3 separate regions of the Homo sapiens genome follow, and regions 1 and 3 are each linked to region 2. Evidence: chromatin loops called from intact Hi-C (ENCODE). Cell type or tissue: endothelial cell of umbilical vein. All regions are shown on one strand.

Region 1 (8,000 bases), 69 kb before region 2:
TTGCCTTCAGATGTGAATGATGTTTAGGGAACTAACTTTTCTCCTCCCTTCTGTCCACCTCAAGACCAAGCCAGGCTCCAGCTCCTTCTTGATGGCTCTGCTCTCATTGCCGCCAGCACTGAACTGTAGGTCAGAGTGTGGGCGGGGCCAGGCCTTTTGAGAAAGAACCTCCAGGATCAGCCTTCTCTTGTAGCCAGGAAGAGGAGGGGAATGCTAGGGGAAGAAGGTGGGTTTCGGAGGCAGACAGTCTTCTGCAGCTTACCCTCTCTGGCCCTTGGGTAGATGTGTTAATTATTTTTGTTTGTTTGTTTGTGTTTTGAGACAGTGTCTCGCTCTGTCACCCAGGCTGGAGTGCAGTGATGTGATCTTGGCTCACTACAACCTCCGCCTGCCAGAGTCAAGGATTCTCCTGCCTCAGCCTCCTGAGTAGCCGGGATTACAGGCGTGTGCCACCACACCCAGCTAATTTTAGTATTTTTAGTAGAGACGGGGTTTCACTATGTTGGCCAGGCTGATCTCAAACTCCTGACCTCAGGTGATCCGCCCACCTTGGCCTCCCAAGGTGCTGGGATTACAGGCTACAGGCGTGAACCACCGCGCCCGGCCAGATTTGTTGATTATAAATTGACTTCCTCCCTTCCCTGTAGCTCACTGTCTGAGAGGTACACCACCCCCAAAAAACAAAGACATGAAATAAAAGGATGGGTTCACAGCATATTTTATATTGTATAAACTGAAGTGCTGCTTACTGGGAAAAAATGTGGAAGAACACAGTAGAATAAGGCTCAGGACCTTGGTTCACTCTCTGGGAGAAGGCCCTTCTTCTAGGTGCCTGTCCAGGGCTCTGCTCAGAAGTCAGTTTCTCAGACCCCCCCCCGACCACGCCCCAGCCTGTCCCCCCACCACTGTCCCCAGCCTGACTGCCTTCTCTTCATTGCCCTACTAGTGCCTGGCTTGGAGTTTTCTTTGTTAATCGCTTATTTTCTGTCTCTCAACTAGCATGGAAACTCTCTCAAGGCAGGGAACGTGTCTATTCACAGCTGTATCCCTGTGCCTAGAATAGTGCCTGGTATATAGCAGGTCCTCAGTAGATACTTATTGACTGAATTAAGGAAGTAGAGTGCCTAGACTGAGCAAAGCCAGAGACAATAGTCAGCCCTTCTAGAATTCATCTGGAATGATTTCTCAGTGGAGATAAATCCAGAACCCTTGAAGGGGCAATGTGAGTGAGCAGAGTGGGGCTGGCTGGTAGTGGTCCCTGGAGATGAGCTCAGAACGGGAAAGGGAAAAGAAACACCCCCCATCACCCCAGCAAGCAAGCCCAAAAGGGGCATTTGTGCCCACACTGTGAGTGAACCAGTGCAAACAGTGCTCTCAGCCTGCGAAGCTGCCTCTGTTCTGTCCCTGCCTTTGGTTAAGTGGCCTTTTCTCAACAACCCTCCACCGAGCTTCATATGAGATTCAGTCTGTCCAAAGTCAGAATCCCACAAACCACAATCTTTAGGAGAAGTCAGGAGGAGCTTCTAGCAAAGCTCCCTGGACCAAGAGCCCATGGGGAAGGGATTGTTGTGGGGGCCTGGGCACCTGCTGTACACTGTGACAGCGCTCAGCAGGGCCCTCCTCACTGCCCCTCCCATGAGGAACGGAGGAAGTTAGGAGTATGTGCAGGGGGCACGAAGGGTGGGAGAATGGAGTGGGTGGGAAAGGACACCCACAGTCACAGACCTTGAAGATGACGGAAACCTTGACAATTACAGCAGAATTCACCTATGGAGCAACATGGCCAGTAACAATATAACGTGAGCCACGTGTAATTTTACATGGCCTAGTAGCCACATTTTAAAAAACTGAAAAGGGAACAGGTGAAATTAATTTTATGCTGTCTAATATATCCAAATAATCACCATTTTAACGTGTAATCAATATTAAAAAGTACCAATGAGATATTTTTTACGTTCTTCTCTTTTGGTACGAAGTCTTTGAAATCCAGTCTGTAGTTTACACTGAAAGCAGCTCTCAATTTGGACTCAGGCACATTTGAAGTGCCCAAGACCACATGTGGCCTGTGGCTATTACGCTGGACCAGGCGGTCTGGAGGCAGCTTCTGGAATCCTCAGGCTTTTGGAGCAGTTCTGGACCCCTAAAGTAACTGGATTCCCAAAGTCTCAAAAGTACTTTTCATAGCCTCTCATAGCACCAGGCAGCAAAGGGGCACCATGAATACTAAAACCTCAAGCTCACAGCCAGTGTGCGTGTGGGGGCTGCCTGGCTGGAGAGCTCCCTGCAGGGTCTGGAAAACGTGGTCCTTCTTTTTTTTTTTTTTTTAAGACAGGGTCTCCCTTTGTCACCTAGGCTGGAATGCAGTGGCACAATCAGGACTCACTGCAGCCTCAACCTCCCAGGCTCAAACAATCATCCCACCTCAGCCCCCCAAGTAGTTGGGACTCCAGGTGTGCACCACCACCCCCGGCTAATTTTTTGTATTTTTAGTAGAGACGGGGTTTGCCATGTGGCCCAGGCTGGTCTCAAACTCCTGGGCTCAAGCAATCCCGCCTCAGCCTCCCAAAGTGCTAAAGAGGGGGAAAAGGTAGGAAAGAAGAAACACATAGAAAGGGAAGAGAAGGGCTGTGGCAGGGGTGGCCAGTTGCGTGACAGGGATAAGAGAATCCACGGATAGGGACACAGTGCTGGGCAGGGCTGGGCAGCTGCCACCCTCTCCTCACAGCAGCTCGACAGAAATCGTGGCCGAGTGTGTGGAAGGCACAATTAGCTCATTCTTGCATTGCCCCTTGATTACACAGGACTACCATTTCTGTAATTAAGACCTTCTCCCTTACTCAGAAGTATTGAAACATGAAAGTATTTGCTGAATCTGGTTTCCCAGGGTTAAAAGCCAGACTTAGGAAACGCAAACACACTTGTGGAAATGCAAACACACATTCAGTAATTAATTATCCTTTAATTAAGGCCAAAACCCTGCTGAAAACAATTAGCTCTAGAAATTGAACAGTAGGTACAGCTCCACTTTTTGCTGATTGTTCTTTCCTGATAGTCAGGAAGTGCTGAGTCTGGGGGGCGGAGGTGGTAGGGAATGAATTAGTCTGCCGCTTTTGGTCTGGACTGGACCAAGCTCTACTTTTTTTGGAAATGTTAGTCAGAGGAGAGTTTGAGGTGTGGGGAAGGGCAAAGAGGATGTGGTTTGGGCAAGGGGAGGCGAGAGGCTGCCCCAGGCTTGGATGCATGCCATGGGAAGTCTCAGAAGCTCCTGCTGGCCACACAGAGGTGGCTTGCCTGGCTGGAGTGGAGGGCGTGGGCCAGGGATTAGCTGACTGGAAAGCAATTAGATGAGGTGCGGCTGGCTGGGAAAATACCTGGAATCCCAGGGCCAGAGTTGAGACTTGCTTGGCTAACGCTGCAGGCGGGAGGCCTCGTGGGGCCTGGGGAGTGGAAGTGCCCACCAGTGAGGGTGGGAGGGTAGCCGTGTGGGCTGCGAGTCTTGGATGCCTCTTGCTGATGCGGAGAAGTGGATGAGTACAGATAGTGTGGGCTCGGAGGTCCTGCAGCCCTCTGGGAAAGATGCCCTCTTTCCCATTTCCTCTCTCTAAATGCCCCCCTGCCCCCGCCGCCCTCCACCTCTCCTCAGACTCCTTGGACGTTCCTAAAGCCTGCCTAGTCCCATCAGATCACCTCACCCCTTTCCTAGGTAGGAAGATGTAGGTGCACAGTGTCCCCCTTCCGGGGACTTTCACATTTTGAAAGGAGGGGTGGGGAGAGAAAAATGTGTGCCCCAAAGGAACAAAAAGGGTGCTTGGGATTTGGGAGGGGTAGGGAAGGTCACTGGCGCCACCAAACTCTCCCCAGAAAACACCTGCATGCTTAAAAGCTTACCTAGAACCCCCGAAGCCTGGCCTCTGGATGGGGGGCTTCCCAGGTAAGAGCCCCTGCTCTAGAAGTGGAATGTTAGGTTTTCATACAGGCAAGAGGGAAGGTCTTTATTGGTCAGAGGGGCCTTCCAGATCACCCTCAAAGCAACTGTGCAAAAGATTCCAAATGTTGGCCCAGCGCAGAGCAGGACTCTCTCAGATTCCAAAAGCCCCTGACAGCTCATTTTTTCCCCAGAAGGGACCCCAGCTCTTGCACAAACCCCTTCTCTCCCCTTCCCCCTCCTTTCCCCTCCCCTCCCCTCCCGTTCTCTTCCTTTCCCTTCTCTCTGTAGATGAGGGTCGGCAAATGTCTGGTATGAAGGGCCAGATAGTAAATATTTTAGGCTCTGCAGGCCAAGAGGCAAAGCCGAGTTTAACCACATCCCTGCGAGGTGTAGGGCGTGAGCAGCAGCATGTAACCAGGAGAGCAAGCGCCTCCACTCTGTCTTCATAGCGGAAAAAGCAGCCGTAGACGATATGCAAATGACTGAGAGTGACTGTGTGCCAACGAAACCTTATTTATGGACACTGAGATTTGAATTTCATATAATTTGTATATGTCACAAAATATTCTTTGATTTTTTTCCCCAACTACTGAAAAATGGAAAAAACTATTCTTAGCTCATGGGCCATAAAAAGCAGGCCATGGCCAGATTTGGCCGGTGGACTATAGTTCGCCCCTCCCTGATCCCGCTGTGTGGTTCTCAAGTGGGAAACGCTCCTCTCCTCCAGATGGTTTCAATGCACATTAAAGTTTGAGAGCCACTGTCATAAAGGAGAATTTGCAGTTTCCCAGGTGATGCTGATGCCGTCATTAGGGGGATCCCACACTGAATATGCCCAATCTAGTCTGACCTTCACCCTATTTTACAGATGGCAAAACTGAGGCCCAGAGGCAACGTACCTCTATCATATGAGCCCAGGGAAAGGCTTCTTTGTCTCAGGATGCAGAGCTGGGTGGTTTTCTATCTCTAGCCGCCTTCAGCGATCTGCCCTGCCAGCTCACACTGCCCAAGGCTCTAGCCGAGATACAGGAAATGTGGATGTGTCCCCCGGAGCCCGAGAGCAGCAGGGCTGCAGTGAGTCATTTCCCGTGAGTGGAGCTGGCATGCGCTGAGCCTTCCTCGTGCTGTCAGTTCGCTCCCTTCTGACCACTCCAACCTGCGCTTTAGAGGAACTCCCTGCCAGCTTCCGGGAAGCGAAAAGCACCCTCTGTGAGAAGGGAAAAAGGAAAGAACCAAGGTTTGCGTGTCAGACTTGCGTGATTTCAAATCCCATGTTCGTGGTACTGCCTGGGACTTGAAACAAATTCCTTCACTTCCTTGAGCCTCAGTTTCCATCAGTAAAATGAGAAAACAGCCCCTGCCTCTGCGGGGTTCCCAGAAGACCTGGAGATTAAATCTGTCCAGTGTCAGGCACACGGCAGGGAATTTTTATGGTGTCTTTATTGGCCATCCTGGCATTATGCATTAGCCACAAGGGTACCCAGCCTCAACCTCAAAAGCCACAGAAAAAGGCCACCTGATCCTCCAGACAACATGTGTGGCCATGGCTGTGCTGATGGTCTTACAGAGGCAGTCACTGTCCTACACTCCTGAGACATTGCCATTGACGATTTAGGTTGTGCTGTGTAAGGCTCATGTACTTGGGTCCCTTGGTGGCCTTCAGGGTCTGAGAACCCTGAAATTGTATGCAGACATCTGTGAACCTGTGCAGAGGTGCATTTTTCTGGGAGAGGTGCAGATTTTTCATCGAGATCCTCAAAGGGATCCATGCTCCCAAGAAAGCTAAGGATCCCACATCTATAAGCACAGTGCAGAAGGGAGCCCCAGACTTTCAAGGCATATTCCTGGATTTGAGAATCAGCTCCCTGACCCCCATGAGTGGCCTTGGGCACACTGGAGATCATCTGATCTCCCCCCTCTGGCGTGGTCCATAAAGCAGTGATGGGACTATGTGAGGATCAAGTAGGACATGTCAGGCCAGGTGTGGAGAGGGGACTGTGTGGGAGCTGTCGGTCATGGTCCCTTCCCACCAAGCCCCCCACCTGCCCTCACCCCTGACTTGGCTGCCCCCTACTCAACCTTTGGGTTTCCTCTGCAGAGAAGCCTGCCCTGATCACCTCATCCATCCAAAGGGGGCTCCCTCCCAGCTCCCTGTTTGCATTTGTCATTCTACCCCTCTGCCCCCCACTGTAGGTGGCCTGGGGACAGGCACCGGGCTGTTTGGTCCCCATGGCCCCAGGCCCTCTAGCCCATGAACATTTGCTGCAGGAAGGCACAAATGCATACCCCCGCCCTAGGAGCCACTGCCTTGGAGCCCACCCACCTCCAGGCCCCACCTCCCTCCTCCCCCAGCAGCTGCTTCTCTAAAGAGGCAGCTCCCACTGTGCTCTGGAGCATTCAAGATCCCAGCAACAAAGTCAGAGTTAAAAAGTATATTCTGTGCTTCTCCTGGAGCTGACGTGGTCCCATCAGGTGCCCCCTCTTGAGCACAGCCAGCAGCCCCCAGAGAGGCCCTGGGCTGCCCTTCAGGGTCCCCATGCTCAGCCTGGTCTTTTTCAAGGCCTGATTCTAAGGGCTGTGTGGGCCCTGCTTGCTCTGCCTGGAGGACAGTGGGGTCACCACTGGCATCTAGGGGACCCCTCCACCACCCTGCTGCCCCCTAAGATGCGTATGGGGCAGGCCCTCCAGCTTCTCACACCTCAACTCCAAAGGCCTGGGCGATTATGAGGCACCAGTGAGTGAGATCCCCAACCAACCCCATCACTTCAGCCCTCCAGGTCCCAACATCCCACCAGGTCCCCCTGGACTGCCAGCACCTGCCATTCCCCTAGAGGGGCAAGGAAGCAGGGTGGGAAGCCCCAGGAGACTGCCGTTGGTCATGCCCAGGTAAGGATTAGCCAGGCCTTCCTCCTCCACTCCTCTCCTCTTTGCCTGGTGCAGGAACAACCAGCTAGGAGTCAGGAAATCTGAGTTCTGGTGCTGGCTCTGCTGCCACCCAAGCTGTGCCTCTGGTTTCCTCCTGGGCACCGCACATAGATGCCATCTGTGAGTGTGTCCCCTGCTTAGTCCACATCACCTGCCATCAGCCTGCTGAGAGGGCGCCGGGGCCCAGTGGGACACCCTGGGAAATTGTCAGCTACTAGTCCTGCATCCCTGCCCACATTTGGGCTGTTTGTCCCTTCCCATCGCATAAGGAGCGGGGAAGGGCAGGAAACTGAGGCAGCCAGGGTTTGACAGCAAAGCCTGCACTGCCTGGCCTGGGGGCAAAGGAGTGAGGTCCAGAGGTTACGAGCTGCCAAGGACTGGGGACCTCATCTTTCTCCTCCTGGCTCCCATCCAATGCCCAGGGGCTGGGGGGTCTCCTTTCCCGGGGCCTCCCATACACACATTGGTAAAGGGAGGAACAACAGCCTCATGGTCTCGGATCCAAATCCTCATCCCTGTGCTCACGAGAGCCCCTCCCTAGAGCAAGGGAGCACTGGTGCCTGCCTCACAGGGTGGGGGCGAGAAGGGGGCTGTCTAAGGCCCATCAAGCATTTAGCAGGGGCCTGGCACACATCCCCACTCAGAGGACACCGAGACCACTGTTCATGTCACATCCGGGGTTCAAATTCTCAGTGCTGCAGGAACTCAGAGGAGGAGGAGTGGCCTGGGAGCTGGGGAGGGCTGAGGTCTGGGCTGGGGGAAGCACCTGAAGGCAGGGGTGGAAGCTATGGGCCTAGGGGCACCTGAGCCTGGGTGAGCCCAGCCCAAACTGAACAAAGGCGATTAGAGCTAAGAAGAGGGTCTCAGTCATTTATGGAGCCTCTGCCACTCCCATCCACCTGAAGAGACATTTTTCTCAGTGGTGCCCACTCTGACTGCACCAGAAACACCCAGAGATCTTACTATACAGATTCCTAGGCCCCCACAGCCCTACATAGCCCTAAAATCAAAGAGTGAGGGCTGGATCTGTTTCTCTCCTAGGTGGATCCAGTACAAACACAGGGCTGGGAACTACCCACTGGATGCATCCCTCTCCCTGCTCCCAGATGCCCTGAGCCCCTGCCCCCCACCAACCTGTCCCAGCAGC
Region 2 (8,000 bases):
AGCCTAGGCGGGTGGATCACAAGGCCAAGAGATCGAGACCAGCCTGGCCAACATGGTGAAACCCTGTCTCTACTAAAAATACAAAAATTAGCTGGGCGTGGTGGCACGCACCTGTAGTCCCAGCTACTCGGGAGGCTGAGGCAGGAGAATCGCTTGAACCTGGCGGGGCGGAGGTTGCAATGGGCGGAGGTTGCAATGAGCCGAGATCGCACCACTGCCCTCCAACCTGGTGACAGAGCAAATCTCAAAAAAAAAAAAGACCACTTACAACTCAATAATTAAAAGACAAATAGATCAATTTTTAAATGGGCAAAGGCTATGAATAGACATTTCCACAAGGAAGATATACAAATGGCCAATAGGCACATGCACGTGAAGAGAAACTTAACACCATTAGTCATCAGTAAAATGCAAATCAAAGCTACAATGAATGAGATAACCACTTTACATCCACTCGGATGGCTAAACTCAAAAAGTCAGATAATAGCAAGTGTTGACAAGGATGTGGAGAAATCAGAACTTTTATACACTGCTGGTGGGGATGTAAAATGGTGCAGCCACATTGGAAAATAGTCCGGCAGTTCTTCAAAAGATTAAACATAGAGTTACCCTATGACCCAGCAATTCCACTCCTAGTTATATGCCCAAGAGAAATGAAAACACATGGTCATATAGAAACTTGTACACAAACGTTTATATCAGCATTATTCATAATAGACAAAAGATGGAGACAACCCAAATGCCTATCAACTGATGAATAGGTAAACACAATGTTGTACATCCATATGCAATGGAATATTTACTCAACCAAAATGAGTGAACCCTAATGTAAACTATGAACTTGGATTGATAATTATGGGTCTGTGTTGGTTCATTGATTGTAATAAGTGTACCACATTGATATGGGATTGTTGGTGGCTGGAAAGGCTGAGAGGGAGAGGAAGTGGTATATGCAAACCCTTTGTACTTTCCACTCAATTTTGCTACAAACCTAAAATTGTTCTAAAAATCTTAAAACTTTTTTTAAAGTCAAAAAAAAAAAGGAATGAAGTATTTATACATTCTATAACACAAGTGAACCTTGAGAACATTATTTTCAGCCAGTAACAAAATACCACATATTGTAGGATTTCATGTATATAAAATATCCAGAACAGGGCAATCTATAGAGATGAGAAGCATATTAGTGGCTTTCTAGGGCTGGTGCAGGGGAGAGGGTGGAGAGAAGAAAGTGGGTGGTAGCTAAAGCATGCAGGATTTCTTTTTGGAGTGGTGAAAATATTCTAAAGTTGACAGTGGTGAGTGGTAATGGTTGCCCATACCTATGATTGTACTAAAAAACCCTTGAATTGTATACTTTAAGTGAGCAAATTGTATGGTATGTGAACTATATCTCAATAAAGCTAGTAAGAAAAAGACATTATTGGGACAACTGAAACTAAATGTGCATGGTGGACTAGAAAGTTGTGTTAATATTAAAGCTTTCTGATTTTGATAATTGCAAAAAACTTAATGGACGTCCCTATAAGGTACTATCATTATTCCCATTATATAGATGCAGAAAGTGAGGAAGAACAAGGTCAAGTTACTTGTCCAGGATCACACAGCAGCCTAAGAGCCCTTAGTTTTTACCTCCTCCTTGCTTCTCTTAGCACCCTGGTCTTTCCCTTCATAGCACTTATCACAATTGATAATTTTACATGTTTTGTTCTGCAAGATGATAAGTTCACTGACGATAGTGACAGGTCACCTCTGATCATCACTTCTCCATATATTTAAACAAATATTTATTGAGCCTACTGTGAGCCAGGCCTGCATGCACAAAGGTCGGTGAGAATATTCTAGTACAGGGCTTGGCTCATAAGTGGATGCTCAACAGATATTTGTAGCTAGGATGGAAGGGTAGATGAGTGTATGGATAGGTAAATGGATGAATGGATGGGCAGATGGCTGTGTGGATAGGTAGATAATTGGATGAGTGGATGGATGGATGAATGGATGGATGGATGAGTGGATAGATGGATGGATGGATGGATGGATGGATGGATGGATGGATGATGTGGGGATGGGTAGATGGATGGATAGGTGGATGTGTATGTGGATGGACAGATGAACAGATGGGTGGGTTGAATGGGTAGGTGCATAAGTGGAAAGGGAGCTTCTGGGAAAAGGCTGATTGGGCTTGCCCAGGCACAGTACCTGGTGTCATCCTCCTCACCTAGCTATCTTCCCCTTCCTACCTCAGCCTCTACCCAGGTCCCCATCTTCAGACCCATCACATCCTGAGAAACACACCCACTGTACAGACCCTCCTGTCTTCCTCCACCAAGGCTGTCTAAATCATCCTTCAAGGCCTTGCCAGGCCCCACTCCTCCAGGAAGCCTTCCTAGCTCATGTGGTCTGCTTCTCTTCTGCACTCCTAATTCACAATATTGATGGACAACCCATATCATCACATCGGTCATCCTGAATAGATGCTCCTGAGATGCAGACCTGGAGCCTGGGAAGGGCCGGGCTTCCTCCTCCTCTGCTGTCCTAGGGGCTGGTTAGTGACAGGCAGGGGGTGAAGCCACTGCATTGGCTACAAGGCAGGAGTCACAATCTCTCCCTTGATGGAGAAGGAGGACCCGGGTGAAGCCCTTGCTAGGGGCACAGGCAGGAGGAAGATCTCAGCCATGCCAGCTTCAGAGGAACTGCCAGGCCAACCCTGGGGGAGGCTGGGACCAAGCCCGACCCTCAACCAGGCTGGGGCTGGGCTGAGCTGGCAGGAGGACGCAGGCAGGCAGGAGGCTGTGCGGGTGCCTCCCTCCCCTCCTCAGCCCGGCCCGACCAGCCCCCAGGCAGGCTGGAGGCCTGTTTGCCTTGGCCCCGGGCCAGGGCCGCCCCGCCAGTGAGTAATGCGTGAGGACCGCCTGGCTCCGGTTCAAGGGAAACGGGCTGGAGACGAGACGGGGCCTTCTAGGCCTTCATGGGGCTAGGTTCCGGGGGCGGCTTCCCAGAAAGTGCCTGCCGAGGCTGCGTTGGGGCCACTGCCAGGCCAGCCGCCCTCCTTCCCCTTTCTCCATCCCCTTTTCTCCCCTTCTTCCTCTGTAGAGACCGAGGAAAGGCAGATCTTGAGCTCCCAGAAAAAGATCATTAGGCATGGCCCAGGACCCAAGGAGAAGGAGCTTGTCAGGACCCCAGCCATCTACCCCACACACCTAACAGAGCCAGCCAGTCCCTGGTCCATTAACCCACACTTTCTGAGCACCCAGTCTCTGAAAGGCAAGGACTTGCTGTCAGGGAGAGCACGCGAGTTCAGGGCATGGGGCATGGGCAGCTCAGAAGCTCTCAGTGCTGGTCCTGGAAGCTGTGGCGCCGGACAAGGCCTCCCTATTTATCTGCCCACATTCCAGGGCTCCTGATGAGGACGCTGCAGCCCAGAGAAAAGGATGGACTTGCCCACGCTGCCCAGCGAGTTAATTGCAGCAAGGTAAGAGCCCATGCCTCCTGCCCATGGGACTCTAGGCCCTGCTGCTCTGAACAGTGGCCTTCTCCTTCAGCTTGCGTGGCTGTCATGATGAAGGGCCACTGCCTAGGATGGTTCTATTTTTCAGTTGCATCCTCCTGGAGCATTTCCGGGGCTTCTGTAACTTTGCGACTCTGCCCTTGGTGAGTGGTATCTTTCTGCTTAGGACCTAAGTGACCACCTGGGTGGAGAAGACACCATGGTCATCAACACCTTTTGGAGGCACAGAGATTCCCAGCCCTCTGGGAGATTTTGCAGCCAACCATGTCCCTATGCCTCTCCAGGCCTCTATCCATGGTCAGTCTTCCTAGTTGCAAAATACAGAACATTATTCTGGCTGAGTTAAGCACAAAAGAAAAGTCATGAGGGGATCCTGGGTAGGTCACAGAATCAACAACATGCCAGAGAACTTCTCCACAGCAGGGGTGGCTGCCAAACCACACCACAGTGCTGGCCTCCTGAGACCCGCACTGGCCCTGCCACAGAGCCCCAGAAGGCTCCTCTCTTTCCACTGACATCAGCACTAGACACCAAACGCTGGACGCTGCTGTTGGCCTAGCCGTCCCTGCTGCCCCCTAGAAACAGGATGTGACCACTGTCCACCTCCGGAATGATTCTCCTACATCCCTGCTTCTCTATTCCCAGACCCTGATCCCAGGACCAGGATGAGGGCATCTGATTGGCCAATCCCAGGTCACATGACTGTACTTGGTCACTAGGGAAGCTGGGAAAGCAAGTATCTTGCTCATTATCCTCTCAATAAGACTCAAGTAAGGGCCGGGCATAGTGGCTCATGCCTGTAATCCCAGCACTGTGGGAAGCCGAGGCAGTGGACCACCTGAGGTCCAGAGTTCGAGACCAGCCAGATCAACATGGTGAAACCCTGTCTCTACTAAAACTACAAAAATTAGCTGGGCATGGTGGCGCATGCCTGAAATCCCAGTTACTCAGGAGGCAGAGGCAGGAGAATGGCTTGAAGCCAGGAGGCAGAGGTTGCAGTGAGCCCGAGATTGCACCACCGCACTCCAGCCTGGGTGACAGAGTGAGACGCAGTCTCAGATTTAAAAAATAAAAATAAAAAACAAACAAAAACAAAACAAAAAAAGACTCAAGTAAGAATTCCCCTAAACCAGATAGAGAGCCAGATGACAGTAGGCTAATCTACAAAAACAAATGTCCTCTCTGTTTCATTCCCCCACCTCCAATTCTTTGTCTATCTCATTATCTGCCCAGACTCTCAAAGTGGACATATGCAGAGAAGTTTGTTGCTGAAAGAGCTTTGGGGTTCAGCATGTAATTGCACTATGTCAGTGAAATTCTTAGCCTAGGACATGGCACTTAATAGGTATTGAACAAAGTCAAGCTCTCCTCCCTGACAAGTACGCAGATGGGCCAGCTGAGGTGGCCTGTGGCTCTGCTAGTTGGCCACAGGATCTGTCCTGGGTTACTTGACTCCTCTCTCTGCTTTCCCATGGCAGACAAGGACAGGGATTAGAAGAAAATGTCATATAAAGTGCTGCAGGATGTGATTCATTCCGACAGAAGAGACTGGAAGCCTTCTTGAAGGAGTAGATGTTTGAGCTGGACATTGAAAGAAGAGATGGGTTTCATCAGCTAGAGAGCAGGGAAATGCATTTCAGGCCAAGGGGCCTGTGTGGAGATGTGGAGATGTGGTTTTTTACAAACAAAATAACTCAATGTTGGATGTTACAACATACTCTCTGCCCTAACTAGAAGTATGGATTAGCAGGGGGCAGCATGCGAATCGAGACAGTGCCCAGGAGGCCCCTGAATTGTTCAAGCCAGAAGCCAGGAGTGCCTAAGCTGAGGCAGTGCCAGCAAAACAAAAACAACTTGACATCCAAAAATTTCCAGTCCAGGGAGAGAGGAAAAACACATGGGGAAGAGCAGAGGGGAATGGAAAGAATGCGACTGCCTTTTTAGGCAGGTGGCTTTTGAGGTGCTGGATTCAGTCCTCAGGGTCCCTTTACACAGTGGAACCAAAAGTAATCAAGAAAGCAACAGGATAGAGTATTCCCCTGCAGGGGGTTCTCCATATAGTTTGAGGCATGAATGGGCAGGGAGTGAATCCCTAACAGGCAAGCTCTGGTAACACCTGGTGGCCCCTAAAAAACCCTCACCTTGTGAACAGGGTGGGTGTAGTCATTTGCAGGGCTTTAGTTTTGCTAAGTGCAAGTCCAGGGCCAGAGTGGAATTGCTGAGACAACAGACCAGAGGCTGAAGCTGCCAGTGGGTCCTTCTTCCCTTGTCTCTTGCTGTGAAGCCCTTGGTTATGCTTAGAAGAAGAAGAAAGAGAAGGAGGAGAAAGGGAGATGGAAAGAAGGAAGGAAGGAGGGAAGGAAAGAAGGCAGCAAGGAAGGAGGGAAGGAGAGAGGGAGGAAGGGAAGGAAGGAAGGAAGGAAGGGAGGAAGGGAAGGAACGAAGGAAGGAAGGAAGGAAGGAAGGAAGGAAGGAAGGAAGGAAGGAAGGAAGGAACGAAGGAAGGAAGGAAGGAATGCAGGCAGGCAGGCAGGCAGGCTACTTAAAGACAATTGGCACCAAAATGAGGGACTAAACCAAGAAAGGTAAAGTCATGGGATGCCGGTAACGAGGGATCCCACCCAATAGAAGGTGGAGGGATGCTTCAGGGTGACTGCTGTGCATCAGGCCTATGAGGCAACCTGTCCAGACTAGGGCAGAGGGCTGGAGACTCCAGAAGGGGAAAAAATTGAACTGACAAACTATCTGGTAGGTTTAACATTGAGAAAAACTATATTGAGAAGTAATTGAAGAGTGTGGAAACCAATGGCAAAAAATACAATGGACTTGAAGCAAATGAAAAGAACCTAGACAACTCAACTTCAGAAATACCAACACATTGTGTAAAAATAATAGATGCAATCATAGTATACTATATGACTCAGGGTGTACAATACGGGCATAGTCATAATAATGTAAGTGTTGGCCACTGGAAAGGGAAGCAATGTGATGCTGCAAGAGAGCTAATCCCCAGCTAGGAGGTTATTAGATGATATCTAAAATTGATGTATCAAGAAACATAAGAATAAGAATATTATTTTGGAATATGGTGATATACAGTAGTACCCCACTACCCTTGAGGGATATGTTCCAAGACGCCCAGGAAGCCTGAAACTACAGATAGTACAGAACCCTACATATTTTTTCCTGTGCATATATACCTATGACGAAGTTGAATTTATAAATTAGATGTAGTAAAAGATTAACAACAATAATAAAATAGAATACCTAAGACAACGTGTCAGCATCACTACTCTTGGGCTTCGAGGCCATCATTAAGTAAAATAAGGGTTACTTGAACACAAGCTCTGCAATACGATGACAGTTGCTCTGCTAACAGACACTACTAAGTGACCAATGGGTGGGAAGTGCCTACAGCATGGACACACTGGACAAAGAGATGATTCACGTCCCGGATAAGACAGAGCAGAACAACACGAGATTTTTATCCGCTACTCAGAATGGCACACAATTTAAAACTTATATATAAATTGCTTCTTTCTGGAATTTTCCACTTAATATTTTCAGACCATGGCTGGGCACACTGGCTCACGCATGTAATCCCAGCACTTTGGGAGGCCAAGGTGGGCAGATGGCTTGAGCCCAGGAGTTTGCGACCAGCCTGGGCAACGTGGCAAAACCTCATCTCTAGGCTGGGCGCAGTGGCTCACGCCTGTAATCCCAGCACTGTGGGAGGCCAGGGTGGGTGGATCACTTGAGGTCAGGAGTTCAACATGGTGAAATCCAATCCCTACTAAAAATACAAAAAAATTAGCAGGAAATGGTGGCACATGCCTGTAATCCCAGCTACTTGGGAGGCTGAGGTGGGAGAATCATTTCAACCTAGGAGGCAGAGGTTGCAGTGAGCCAAGATTGCGCCACTGCACTCCAGCTTGGAAGACAGAACAAGACTCTGTCTCAAAAAACAAAAAACAAAAAACAAAAACAAAAACATCTCTACAAAAGATACAAAAATTAGTTGGGTGTGGTGGCACACACCTGTAGTTCTAGCTACTCAAGAGGCTAAGGTGGGAAGATGCATTGAGCCCAGGAGGTCGAGGCAGCAGTGAGCCAAGATCACACCACTGCGCTCCAACCTGGGTGACAGAGCAAGATGCTGTCTCGAAAAAAAAAAATACATATATATATATATCTCACACATATATCTATCATATATGATATATATCACATATATATAAAAAATGATATATATATATATCACAGGTAACTGAAACAGTGGAAAACAAAACTGCAGATAAGGAGGGACTATTGTAATCCATTCTAATGAAATTTACCCCTGAAAAGTAGCATTGGAGAAATTAAGAAGGGCTTTAACATTTTATTTAATGCATTATTGTGTCTTTTGAATATTTGATGATGAATATATACTATTTTTACATTTTTAATGAATATTTTATATATCCCTAAAAAGTTATAGTGATAAATACTGAAA
Region 3 (8,000 bases), 270 kb after region 2:
TTGTTATGTGAAAGCTGGTTTCATTTCTTTTCATAAATGGCCATTGAATTTTGTCAAATGCTTTTTCTGTACCTACTGAGATGATCATATAGTTTTCTTTTTAAGTCTAATAAAATAGTGGATGGTACTGATTGATTATGGCATGTTAAACCAGACTTACAATTCCTAGGATGGGTCCCAATGGTATCTTTTTCTATGATGATGATGTAGATAAGAATGATGGCAGCTAGCACTTACTGAGAATGTGCTCTATGCCACACATCTCTCTAACCTTTTACATTTGTTAACTAAATATACAGCTCCTTAATGAAGACAGTATTATTATTAACATCACATTATAAGTGATGACATACAGAAGTAAATTAACTTGCCAAGGACTATACTATTCATAAATGGAAGAGCTAGAATTCACAGCCTGGTAATCCGAGTCTAGACCATGGACTCATTACACTACTTCATTATCTCTTATATGGAGATTTATTAATTATGATGGCTATTTTTCTTGTCCAATATGATTCACTCTCACCCCCTACTTTCAGAAACAGAAACTACTTTCCTGAAAAAAGTGAGATTATGACACAGGCTCATTCCCTGAGTCACAAAGATTGGTCAATGAATATAAGCTCTAGTTGAGCCAGCTGGAAATATTCCCTAGGATTTTACTAACTAGAAAGGGTGAGAAAGCTGCTTTTTCTCTCTGGTTAGAAGATTGTAAAGACGTAATCCCGGAGTTGGCTATGGTCACGCTTAGCTTCACAGAGAAAACCCATGTGCAAGAAGAGAGAATGAAGTGAACTTAAGCTGAGACAGAGAGAGAGCGAGAACTGAGGGAAAAGGCTGAAGAAGAAAGGGACAGATAACGATGGTTCTAACAAATACGGAAAACATGTGAGGATTAATACACCATAACAGAAAAAAACATCAAAGCCGACGAAGACAGAACAAATTCATGTTATGAAACTTGTCTCTTTTTACTTGCAGATTATAATAGAAATAGTAACTTCCCAAGCTTTTTTTCTCTATCAAATTATGTCATCTTAATTATTTGTTTGCTTCAATATGCGGCTTCATAGTTGCTCTTAAACTGCTACACACAAGTGTAATGCATATTTGTACTGTAAACATGTATTTTTCCAAATGCCAAGTTCATTTAAGGCCTTGATTGTAGATCCTTGGACAGTGTTCTGCGCACAACATGGTCTAAAATATGCTTACTACTAATTGATGATTTATCTTCTTTTCTATCGTTCTTACTCCAATAAAAGAAACTGCAATGACGTCGGTATTCTTGCCTTACAAAATCAGAAACAAGCAGTCTTAGTTGATTTTAGTTTAAAAATCTTATCTTTAAGGACCAAAAGTTAAAATGAAGGAAAGACTAATTACGTAACAATCTTTACTAAGAACACTGACATTTATACAAAGAAGCAAGGTTAGGGCAGGGTAAACTGCCCGTTCATTCACATTTAATTGCCTTACTAACCATAAACATTATTTTAGGTTTATAATAACTAGCTTAAAATTCATTTCCATCCAGGACAAGAGCTAAAATGATGTTGATTTTATGGAATAAAAGGTGGAGAACAAAATAACAAAACTCAGCACCACCAGCTTGCTGACTGTCAAGTAATGCTTGTTAAAATGCAAATGTCTTGTGACTAGCAGTACACAGCATAATGCATGGACAACAGATGTGTCCATCAGTACACTAAGCACCACACATGTTCTAGTAGAACCTACTGCTCCATATTTCAACACTATAAAGAAAACACAATAACTCATCTTCTTCAAAAACTCTATATATAGTAAAAGCAAAAGACAAAGAAATATATGTGTGATATTTAGTGAAAGAGGTTCCCACCAAAAGGGCACACCCTGCATTGTAACTGGAGAAGCCAATCCTAGAATCCTAAAAACACATAATGTATCTTAGCAAGAACTCAAAATTATAGTACAACATTCAGTATGACCTTCATGGTATGACTGCATAATCAAAAATTATATGTAAACCCAATAATAACTAGTCATACAACATGGCAAAGTATTGGACTAAACAATGTTTCTTTAAAAAAATGCTGAAACTCAGGAATTGAATTTCCCCTAGCTAAGGTAACTAAAGTCAAAATGTGGAAGACATAGAAAGAAAACTGAAAGATGGCTAACAACTTAAAAAATGATGTTACAAAAATTATTACTGATAAAATATGTTGAAAATAATAGGTAAAATACACAATCTGTCAATATACACTCTGGTAACTATACTACCAAATTTATAAGAGACTGAAATAAGAGAATCTAACATTAGCTTAAAGACAATTATTTTCATTTTCCACAAAAACATTCATGCAAATTTCATTTGTGTTTTTAACATAAGCACATTTTTTTTCAATTTTTTTTTTAAGAAACAGGGTCTCATTCTGTTGACCAGGCTAGAGTACAGTGGTGCAATCATAGCTCATGACAGCCTCAAGCTTCTGGACCCAAGTGATTCTCCAGCTTCAGCCTCCTGAATAGCTGGGACAACAGGCACGTGTCACCAAGCCTGGCTTTTTTTTTTTTTTTTTTTTTGCAGAGATGAGGTCTTGCCTTGTTGCCCGCACTGGTCTTGAACTTCTGGCCTCAAATGATCCTCCCACTTCAGCCTCCCAAAGTGCTGGGATTATAGGTGTGAGCCACTGTGCTTGGCTTCTTTCCAATTTTGACTAGATTTGGTCAGAAATGTTATTTAGCAAAAATTACAAAATTAAAAATTGGTAATTTATCTAAAAAGCACTTTACTCCTTTTATACATATTTCATGGACAATGGATTTTAAAAATGTATATATCCTTTATAAACTAAACTACGATGAAAGTCTAATTTTTTATAATTAGTATGCAATTCTAAAGATATCGATCTTATTAGAAGTTTTATGGTATTTTCTCTATTAGAAAATTATGTTCTGTAAAGAAAGAGATTTTCTGACTTGAAAGAAGTTTGGTTGTCTTTTTCGGTGACCCTTTCTTAGTCTCTTGAGAAAATTGCACACCAAGGAAATAGCAAATCTGTCCAGTTTTTTAAAAATCCTATGGCACAGTGTCACTAATTTATGGGAATAATTGGGATCGAAATAACATTGAAAGAGAAAATTCATTTGGAAAGTGGAATGACCTCACAGTGAGTGCAAGAGGAGCCAGGATGGCAGGGTAGAAGTTATTATTATCACAGGTCATAAGGCACTTCCTAAGTGTAAAGAAATTTCCTCTCAGGGGAAACCTACCAAATAAAGCATGTTTACTATATGTCAGATTTTACAAAGATAGTCACAGGAAACATGATACTGCTAACTTTGGGGAAATGCTGCAGAGTACCTATAACTACGTTATAACACAATTGATAGCCAAAATATTTCCCAGGTGTTGGACCCTTAATTTGAGAATCTCAACTGGAACTTTGAAATTTCTTTTTTGCTTAGCCCTTAATCTTAATTTAGTGAATATAATTAGTCTTTGGGATGGCCATAGGAACAGGAAGCCTTAACTGGAATTATAGGTCTTTACTGGTAAATGCCTTTTTTCAACACCTATTAGCTTCATCACTATAAAAAAATCTTATGTCTGTAAAAACTTTATCCATTTATTTCAACTTCCTTTTGATCTTTGTGTACCTAATTATTAATTTATACTTGTCCTACACATTTTTCCCATGTCTTCCTTTATCTTTTGTTTGTAGGTTTGTCTCATTTCTTATGTGAATACAAGTTCAAGGGCACAGATGTCCATTCCTCTTTTCTTCTTTTAACACTTCCACAATGCCTCCTGTATATACCAATGGTTTCAGTGGGTTAATGATCCCTCATTTTCCTTTTAAATAAACTATCTACTGACTGGTGGATAAGATATTCTTTGAGTTAAAGTTCTAAAACTACTTTTTAGAAAAACCACAAAACCAATCATATATTTACAGTAACTTCATAAGAAACCCATCTCTACTGTGACTCATCCTGAATAAAGAAGTAGCTCCCTTTCCAACCTCTTAATACATAAACCGAAACCACAAAGAGAGAACAATTTCCATGAATGAAGTTGTTATCAATGCCTATAGGAAAGCCATGGATTTAACTCCTTAGGCCTTAAATTAGAATCTTAATTTAACACAGTTCTCAGAAAGCTCAGTTACTGGCTTCCTCAGTGAAAGCTTCTAAATAATAAAAGCAACAAAGAAGAAAGGAAAACCAGAATGGGAATATGTGGAAATGGGAAAAATCTAAGAGTAGTGTGACCAAAAAGAGAAAAATGGGCCTCAACATCAAAGAAGGAGCAAACTCAGAATTCCACTATGGTTTAGTACATCAGTACATGCTCAAATCAACAACCCTGCAGCAATGAGAAAAAGATTCAAATGTGTGTAAGGTCTTTACTTCAAACTCCTAAAAGTCTGCAATAGCAAGATCTCTATCCCAAATACTTTCTAACATTTTTAAGGTGGCGCTTTAGTGAAACATACTTTTGTTATTTGGAAAATATGTGGAACTGCACAATTCCCAAGAATGCTAGATAAATGATGTATCACTTAAAGATTCTTATGGTTTCAAATAGCCCAGTTATTTCAATATCAACAGAATATTTCCAAAATGATAAAATTATAATTCTTTCTAATAAAAATACACTAACAATAGAGAAAATAAACGATAGTAATCCTCAGAAATAACCATGGATTAAATGTACTTTTGGAATATAGTCCTTTATTATAACTACCGATAATTACAGAGGTAGAATTCTATCAGTAGTTTTAAGAATGCCACCATCTCCAGATAATATTATAGATCAAATCAAGTTGGGTATAACCTGATAGGAAATAATCTATTTTAAGAACTGTAATTAATGTTTAACCATGTAACCCCCCCACCACGCCCCCATTTTCCTAAAACCCAGACATAAATTCATGCTTCGTGCTCCCTCTGCTGGCTCAAAAGCTACAGTTAATTCCCATTACAGCACACTGAAGGGCATTGATACATTATATTTGGGATCTTCACAATGTAATCCAGCTCCCTTCTTTGAGTGTTGATGAAAAACAAGAGAGGTGACAACTAGACCACAGTCACAAAGCTTTCTGAGAGCCAGAACAACTCTGGTCTTTTGACTCCCAATCCAGTGCTCTTTCCATTCCATAATGATCTCACTGCCTTCATGTATGAGACTATTACTGAACTTTATTTTGCTATGAGTTATTTAAAATCTGAAGCTCAGTAGCTTTGGGTTACACAGACTTTTCACTGTACTGTAATTACAACTGATAAGGAGATTTGACCAATATTCAGTAAAGATCTATTAGGCTTAAAGAGTGTCTCCATTTCTAATTTGTTTGAACAGTGTCCAATTTAAGACACCTACTGTAAAGTTTCTTGATATACTGAGTACTTAAAATGTCACCTAATGTGATTCTACCATTTGCTTACAAACCATGTCACAACTTTTGACTTGGAATATATAGTTACCACACAATATATCTTCAGGTCTGTCAAAACCATAAAGTTATTTTGTTGTGATGATGATGATGATGATGACAACAACGATGAATAGGCTTATAGTTACCATCTATAGAGTATCTATTACACAACAAATACAGGATTGGGTCTTTAGAGAAATCATTGTCAACATAAGGTAGATATTACTATCCCTATTTTACAGAGAAGGGAGCTGAGGGAAAGTAAATTGCCCAAGGTCTGTTTAACACGAAGTATCTACTGCTTCCTCTGTATGTAAATGCTTTGATATTTTGTTCATTCTTAATCAGCAGAGATAGCAACAGTAAAATAATCTCTTACTACCAGCACCATCATTTCCACTTAAGGCAAAAAAAGAAAGCAAAAGATACTTTATTCAAAGCATGAATCTGTTGAACTTCTTTAAAGTTTATACTAAAGTGGAGAGGGTTAATATTTTCCTTACTTTTGGTAGAGGAAATTACATGACCTAGACTATAAATGTTAGTATTTAATTCCAGTTTACTTTTGTATAATAGATGTATTTAATTATTTGTCAAGTGATCTGTTGTATGGAAAAACCTAACTCTAGTCTGATAACAATGCTAGTTAGATAGAAACAAACAGTCCCAGATTAAAGAATCTAATCTGTTCAGTCAAAAAGTAAATATTTATTAAGCTAGAATATACAAGTCTATCTTTGTAAGGAAGACTTTTTTCTTGATAAGAGATATAAATTATTATCTAAATCATGGACAGCTTTTATTCAAAATGAAGTTTAATTTCTGTGTTCCTTTTGAAACCAGAAAACTATAGATGTCAGTGCCCATCCTCGTTCTCTGGTAGTGATTAGTTGTTATTTTCATAAATGGGAATCATATTAAATAAAGAATTTAAATAGGAAAACAATGTTAAAGTGAACACCTTTCTCAATTATTTATCAGTAACCTATATGGACAGTACAGGCAACAAATGTCAATATTCTAGAAATGAGAAAGTAGCCTATGGTAAACTCCACATTAAGGAACTTAAAGAAAATTGATAAATGATTGTAAATTTTAACCTTGCACAATTTAACATGATAAACTTGATACCTGGGGCACTACAGCTAGCATCATATAATATTTATGGATACCAATGATTTTTCAACTGAAAGATAAAATAACCTCATTTTTGATGTTATGCAGAAAGGAATATAGGCTAATTCAGACACATTTGTATTTAAACACCCACTCCTCCATTTAATAGCTCATGGGATTTCTGACACTTAATTTTTCTGAGACTCAGTTTCCTTATACTTGGTGATAATGATGGTGGCAGTTAAGAGTTGCTGTGATGGTTAAATTGAGGGAATTAATGTAAAAACCCTTAAGAGAGAACCTATGGAAAAAGTCACCATTCAGTTCCAATTGATTTCTGGCATGGAGGACTGTGGGCTCTGCATTGCCAGCTATTCCAACTTGTTATATGTTAGCAACAAATTCTAACTTCAAAAAACCAAAACCAAACAAACAAAAAAAACTGTGCAAACCAAACACAGCACCTCTCTAGCCTGAGTCCAGGCTGCAGGCCGTTAGTATGCAGTTTCTGATTTGGAGAATCACTGGAAATACCACGTCATGAAATGCAGCAAACCATCTAGAGTCAAGGTCGTGTTGGAGTTAGATGGGTATTTTAAACAAAAGAGATGTGCTCTGGTAAGAAAAAGTCAAGGATAAAAGTTAAGATGATTTATGAGAGAAACCCAAAGCAAAATGAATGTTTCCGTGGAACAGCATGATTTTGAGATCACTCAGAACTATATTTATATGCCAATGAAAAAATCTTTAATTTTTACATAAATGCATTTTAATTTAATCCTTGATCCCCCAGTAAAGAGAACATGTTATTCTGTTTTACGAGACACAAACCAGCTGGTTTATAATAGAATTGTCCAGAGTCCCCACAATACAGGTTGAATTTCCTTCATCTGAAATGCTTGGAACCAGAAGTGTTTTTAATTTTGAATTCCTGCAAATTTTGGAATATTGGCATGATACTTACCAGGTGAACATACCAAATCCAAAAATTTGAAATCCAAAATGCTCCAGTGAATGTTTCCTTTGAGTATTATGTCGGTGCTCAAAACGTTCTGAATTTTGGAGCATTTTGGATTTTTAGATTAGGGATACCTAATCTGTGTAACCATCATATGTTCAAGATACAGCCCAAAATTACTCCACATACAATCTTGGCCAAAGGTTTATCATTTTTGTTGATCTTCTCAAGGAATGAGCTTTTGGTTTTAATTTTATCTACTGCATTTGTTTTCTATATCAGTGATTCCTGCTTTTTATTATTTTTATTTTATTTTGGGCTTAATTTGTTGTTCTTTTTCTAGTTTCTTAAGGTGAAAGCTGAAGTCACTGATTTGAGATCTTTCTTTCTTTCCAATATAGGCATTTCAGGCTATACCTTCCCCTTAAAATACTGCTTTAGTGGCAGCCATCCCACAACATTTGATATGTTCCATTTTCATTTTCACTTAGTTTAAA

Evidence for each region. Peaks named below come from ENCODE experiments on the same cell type or tissue, not always from the same donor. Only the 100,000 strongest peaks of a DNase experiment are listed, where the experiment ranks them.
Region 1: a loop joins it to region 2, with 3.0 times the contacts of the local background. A loop is called at or near these places in 10 of 110 quality-filtered maps.
Region 3: it touches region 2 in a loop (4-fold over the local background); 3 of 110 quality-filtered maps call a loop at or near these places.

Annotation. Positions count from the first base shown.
Region 1 is chr18:48,829,865-48,837,864 of GRCh38, forward strand. The region is part of intron 10 of CTIF (cap binding complex dependent translation initiation factor); the gene reads left to right. CTIF-AS1 (CTIF antisense RNA 1) reads right to left here. Exons shown (of 3, transcript XR_935449.3): 3 at 1-5,135. Among named protein-coding and RNA genes, the nearest start is that of CTIF-AS1, 8.0 kb to the right of the region's middle. RefSeq lists enhancers at 2,810-3,473, 5,936-6,836, 6,837-7,736 and a silencer at 3,074-3,368. In endothelial cell of umbilical vein, no CTCF peak of the experiment used is centred here; a DNase peak (open chromatin) is centred at 4,997; H3K27ac peaks cover 760 bases.
Region 2 is chr18:48,899,283-48,907,282 of GRCh38, forward strand. The region is part of intron 2 of LOC124904355 (a long non-coding RNA gene); the gene reads right to left. Among named protein-coding and RNA genes, the nearest start is that of SMAD7, 48 kb to the right of the region's middle. In endothelial cell of umbilical vein, a CTCF peak has its summit at 3,398; a DNase peak (open chromatin) is centred at 2,889; H3K27ac peaks cover 2,016 bases.
Region 3 is chr18:49,174,028-49,182,027 of GRCh38, forward strand. All of the region lies in intron 14 of DYM (dymeclin), which reads right to left. Among named protein-coding and RNA genes, the nearest start is that of MIR4744, 130 kb to the left of the region's middle. In endothelial cell of umbilical vein, a CTCF peak has its summit at 4,957 (motif pointing left); a DNase peak (open chromatin) is centred at 3,174.